Regions from separate parts of the Homo sapiens genome. Here region 2 is linked to region 1. A link is an interaction called in ENCODE POLR2A ChIA-PET data of the cell type or tissue named here. Cell type or tissue: PC-9. All regions are shown on one strand. Each heading gives the region's core, and the rest is flanking DNA. Links, peaks and the distances in the headings are about the cores only.

Region 1 (2,930 bases), core at 235-2,734:
TTTACAGGATAAGTAATTTTAAAATTCTAGTATAATGTGTTTTCTGTTATTCTTAAGCCTCATTATTTACAAATATCTTAGTCAGCCTCGCTATTAATAGTAAATTCCCATCAAGACGTCTATGACAGTTTTCGGATGTCCCCAAATTGTCACTTTCTTTGCATTGTTTTGTACTGTTAATATTCAGAAATACATTTTCTCTTTTTAATAGCTATATCTGGTATTTAGATATTCTAAATATTTAGTATTTAGATAGTAGATGTCATTCACCTTTACCAGTATTTACATAGTTATTGAAATAAGCAAAATATAATTTAAGTAACAAATATCAAGATAGCTTAGAAGTGACAAGTAAAACATAATTCAAGAATGTTTTAAAAGTAACATTTTCCTGATTATAAAGGTAAAATTTGTTCATTTTAGAAAATTAGCATACTGTACAAAAGCAAAAAGAAGAAAATACATTTCCAGCATTCCACTATCTTAAAAAAAAAAAAACCTTTAATGGCTTGCTATGTATGTAAGTAAATTGAGAGAGACAGAATGCAGGGATATACTTGTACAATTTTTTTTGTGTAATTATTTACACACTACAATTTTTTTAACTATAAAAAGTTGAGGCTAGGCATGGTGGCTCACGCCTGTAATCCTAACACTTTGGGAGGCCAAGGTGGGTGGGTCAACTGAGGTCAGGAGTTCGAGACCAGCCTGGCCAACATGGTGAAACTCCATCTCTACTAAAAAAAAAAAAAAAAAAAAAAAAAAAAAAAAAAAAAAAATATTAGCTGGGTGTGGTGGCAGGGTGGCAGCTGCCTGTAATCTCAATTACTTGGGAGGCTGAGGCAGGAGAATTGCTTGAGTCTAGGAGTCAAAGGTTGCAGTGAGCCAAGATTGGACCATTGCACTCCAGCCTGGGCAACAAGAGTGAAACTCTGTCTCAAAAAAAAAAAAAAAACTTGATATATGTGTGTCTTTAATTATTGATAGACACTTTTTTGGTTACAGCAGAGTTTGGTTTTTAGATAATTGGTACTAACTCTAAATACTAGAGGTTAGATCTAATTTTTTCCTGTTATAATAAGAAATTAAATGATTGACTAAGGGACAGACGCCTGTTCTGTTATAGAAATCATTACAAGCATCATCTTAAAGCTACAAAAAATGCATCTATAGGTGCATTTTTAGGTTACTCATCATACAATCTTCTAGTGCATCTATAACTAATGCAAGAAGACACTGTAGGCTAACTTTGTTTAATAATATATTATCATTAGCTACTATATAAAGTTCTTATTTATGTAATTTTTAAAGCCAAAAATGAGCAGGTAAATGAGGACCAGGATTCCTAATAAAGGTGTTATTTATTAGGAATATAGCATTCAAGAAGGATTCTTTAGATTTTAGAACGATTTAATGGGCATCAGAGATTTAGTGTCATTTGATTTTTTAATAAAAATCTTCACAAAAGTTGATATTACTGGTTTACTTTTCTCATTGCAATTTCTTCATGCTAACATTAAAAATAAAGTCTCCTGAAATATTTGAGATAGGCTTTTTTACCTCACATTGCTTGGACAATGCATAGTTGTTTTCATGCTAAGATATTGGAAGAGCTTTAGAATTGAGAACTGCCTGTAATGTCTTTACTCCTCTCCTTGACTCTTCACCTTCTTTACAATTTTCTATCATCTTTAGGGAAGGATTTTTATTACTTTTATAATAACCCACTATCTATGGCCATTAGACATCTCTGTCAGCTTATCTTTTACCTTCTTCTCAGCGTGAAAAATATTTATCCTTCCTGTTGTTTTCCTGATCGGTCTCCAGCTTGCTTCTTCATCCTTTTCCCCTGCCGTTTCCCCAGTTTTCTTCTACTTCTTTACTGAAAAGGAACTTAGGAATAGTCTGATTTTGGAGGTCCCTGGAGACTTCTAGATTGCCATGGCAAGGTTAGAATGAGAACAGCCTACTGTCATGCCCTCAGAGGGCCCCTTCTCCAACTTGTATGGTCACTGAATACCCAGTAATGGGTTAAGTCAAAACTGGTGATAATGAATAATGATACCTGACTGCAGGGAGTACTTAAATACTTGGAGATGACAGAACCATATATACCATATCTTTTTGTTCCAAGGTTGCATTGCTTGAGAGAAAAAGTGGTACCCTTTTGGGAAGGAAGTTACAAATTATCTCTGAAAGCAAAGTGCATATAAGACAAAATTTCCAGTGTAGTTTGGAGTAGTGATAGTGACTCAGAACATGCTGTTCAGAAGAGAGTTCTAAGAACAAACATGGAAATGACGTTATAAGTAAATTTAGGAAATGGAGAATCTAAAGGATATCTGAGAAGAGTCTAATGTAATGTTCGCATACAATGAATTTTAGGTGGCATCTTTTTTGTTAACAGAATGCTATCATAGTAATTATACTGTTAGCTATAATTTTAAGTTTAGAGGAGAATTGAAGTTTATTTAATGAGTCCCAAGCCTATGAGACCTAAAGCAATTTCCCCAATTCACAGTAAGTAGAAAGTTTACATGGTACTGTTGAGATTAGAACCTGTGTCTCTTGTCTCTTAGTGTGTTGCTTTCCTCAATATTATTTTTTATACATATAGGGAGGTGTGCGCTATTTGTTAGCTTTTGTCTTGTTTCTCCTTAGTACATTTATATAAATTCTCAAGAATTTAGTACTGGTCTGACATAGTCCAAACTGATCTCTTTAATGATCTATATAGTAGAGTAGCCAAAAATGATGACCTTCAAGTAAGACAGATCTGGATTTTAATTCTCGCTATGCTATTTCTTAGCTATGCAACCCTGAGTGAGTTAATTTACCTCTCTGTACTTCATTGTTCACATCTGTAAAATGCAGCTAGGAAGAGCTACCTTGTGTATATAGGATTGTCTCATAGTAGCATCCACTACATG
Region 2 (2,930 bases), core at 312-2,811, 97 kb after region 1:
ATCAATATTTAAATAGAAAGTATATGAGGCTGTCTTTTTGAAACTGAAGTTTTCTTTTTAAATGATTTATATGAATAAAGGATTGTGTAGCCTTGGAAACACTTGGGAGTGCTGATATCACACATGACTATAAACTAGCTGCAAGAAGAAAACGGGGAAGAACTATTGTAAAAAATATTTCAGATGCAAGACAAGAGAACACATTTCCTAAATACAGAATAAAGAAAACAAGTATGCTTCAGCCACTTTTATCTGAATCACAAGGTTTACTCCTTAGAAGTTTTGCTACTCTATCTCGTTTTTCTAATTTGACTTCACAGTCTTTTCTCTTCTCAATTTTTAGAACTTATTCCCCAACAAAATAAATAATTAAACTATAGATGAACTGTCAAAAGGGAACATTATTTTAATGTAACATTAACATTTTCATAATTAACATGGAAGTTAATGCTTTTAGCAGATGTAACAACATTAGACTTGTAAATTTTAATTAAAGTTAATGGTTCATGATAGCTGTAGGGAGTAGGCATCCTCTCTAGATACTGAAAACATGTCTAATGTGATTAGAAATACTAATTTTAGAAAAAAGGATAGTGCTGGCAATGACTATTCTTTATTTCTTACAAAATCAGTGACTTGAAAACCTTTTAAAATGAGGAATCTGGCAAGCACATAGAAGTTAACAGAAGAGGTGGTAATAATATTTAAGGGACTGAGTAAAAAAGCACCAACTGTTCATGTATACTTCCCTTTCTCTATGTTGCTACCTGAGATAATTCCTAGAAAACCAATGAAGTTATTTCATAATTTTAGACTAGGGACTAATGTTTCATCTTTAATTTTCTCTGGAAAATTTTCTCTGCAAAAATCTTTAATTTTTGGAGGGTTACCCTCCAAAACTGTATGCTCACGGCTCAGTCTAGATTTCTTAAAACAGGAGAGTGAGTTGCTTTGAGCAGCAAACAAACAAACAACTCCTACATAAAAATGTTACTAAAATGATGAACATGATGGCTTTATAGGGAGCCACACGTATTAGCCAGCAGAAAGTATATGGAACATGTAAATTCAGTGCCAATGATAGATGCTAAGTGCCTGTTTATTTACAAATGGGCGACAACATTCTTTTGATATTTTCCCAAGTATCTTCATTTTCATTAAGCCCTTATTAAGGCCACTAATTCAAAAGAATTCACTTAAGTCACTGTATTTCTTCGATTCTAAAACACATCTAAGGCACATCTAAGATACATCTATTTGCAAGAATGTAAGCTCCTTATCCAACTTGTTGAAACAGCACTTAAAACAGTATTTGGCAAAAGTAGGGACTTAATTAATACAAGCTGAATGGATAAACTTAACTCGATGAAATTAGAATAAATGTATAATTAGTATATGCATTTAATAGTGTTTATGAATCACATATTAAATACAGCATATATTTTATATAGAATTAATATTGTCTTGTTGTTTTGTCACCAAATGCTGTCTAAAAATCCCTGGTGTCTTACAATGAGTGGTAGTAGATTCAAGGAAATGTAGAAAGGTAAATGTTTCCATCACCTAAATATTTTTTTGAGAATAAACTGAACTCTCCAAATAATAAATTATGCCCTGTATTCAAGTAGTTCTGAGTAAAAGTTTTTTGCAAATCTTCACTGAGAGTACAAAATGCAGGAGGCTCAAGCAGGATGAGCTTTAAATACCAGAGACTTTGGATGCTGGCACTCAACCAAAGAAATCACAGAGACATCAGAGCTCACTTGTCACTGTCAAATTCCTCATAGTGTAAGGCATGGGACTGGTCATTGCTAAACAAAACAAAACAAAACAAACAAAAAAAACCCTTTCTCATTCTTTACTCATAACAGTGGTGTGATCTGGACTAAAGAAATTATGGATTAAATGGAGCCCATTTCAACTTATTTTAGTGCACAATTCTTGGCTGGGATTCCAACCTGGATGTAGACAAGCTAATTGGCAGGCCTAGTGAAAAGTGGTAGCCTTCAAGTTTATTGTATATTATAAACCTAATGGAATGTTGAGAATTAAACCTTGCTTCCCAATTGGTTATTCCAGTAAGCTTTCTAATTGGTTACTCTTTAAACTACTTACAAAAAAAAATGATGAGAACTACAAGCAGCACAGAATCTGCTGGCAAATGACCATTCAACATTTCACATTTCAACACATAAAACACTGATTATGTAATATTTTGTTATGAATTTTGAGCTGCTTTCAATAATAACAGTGACCCCTAGGTCAGGCATTTTCTGGTAATTAGTAACTAGCCCAGTTAGGAGTCCAAGCCTCATAAAATATTGTTAAGACGATTTTATGTTTTATAATTTAGAAAGGTCAATCGGTGAAGTTAAGTAGTTCTCTTTTTTTTCTACTGCTAAATATGAACTTATATCTCAATATCACTCTTGTCATTTTATAAAACATGGACTCTTAATGTCACTACGGACAGAAACATAATTATAGAAATTAGAACTTTAAAACACAGAGTAGGTAAATAATAAATTTACTGGTGAGCAAGAATTTTAATTCAAAACATGATCTGTTGCCTAATCTAGTATAAACATGGTAATTTTTTCCAACCACCAATGTTCAGGTATCTCCTAGCTCTAAAAAGAGCGATAACAATATCTCATCCCAGTGAATAGTTTTACATTCCAGTTGCCAGATTTAGCAATTTAAAAAATAAATGCCCAATTAAATTTGACTTTCAGGCCGAACACGGTAGCTCACATCTGTAATCCTAGCACTTTGGGAGGCCGAGGTGGGAGGATCATTTGAGGCAAGGTGTTCAAGACCATCCTGGCCAACATGGTGAAACCCCGTCTCTACTAAAAATACAAAAATTAGCCAGGCTCATCACAAATGGTGCACATTTGTAATCCCAGCTACTCGGGAGGCTGAGGCAC

What was found. ChIA-PET counts read pairs that join two places held together with the same protein. Peaks named below come from ENCODE experiments on the same cell type or tissue, not always from the same donor. Only the 100,000 strongest peaks of a DNase experiment are listed, where the experiment ranks them.
Region 2: POLR2A ChIA-PET joins it to region 1 with 8 read pairs; 2 of 35 experiments call an interaction of 5 or more read pairs at or near these places.

Annotation. Positions count from the first base shown.
Region 1 is chr1:198,027,420-198,030,349 of GRCh38, forward strand. No RefSeq gene overlaps it. Among named protein-coding and RNA genes, the nearest start is that of LHX9, 110 kb to the left of the region's middle. In PC-9, for the core only: no CTCF peak of the experiment used is centred there; no DNase peak of the experiment used is centred there.
Region 2 is chr1:198,124,389-198,127,318 of GRCh38, forward strand. No RefSeq gene overlaps it. Among named protein-coding and RNA genes, the nearest start is that of NEK7, 31 kb to the right of the region's middle. In PC-9, for the core only: no CTCF peak of the experiment used is centred there; DNase peaks (open chromatin) are centred at 1,783 and 2,183; H3K27ac peaks cover 1,056 bases.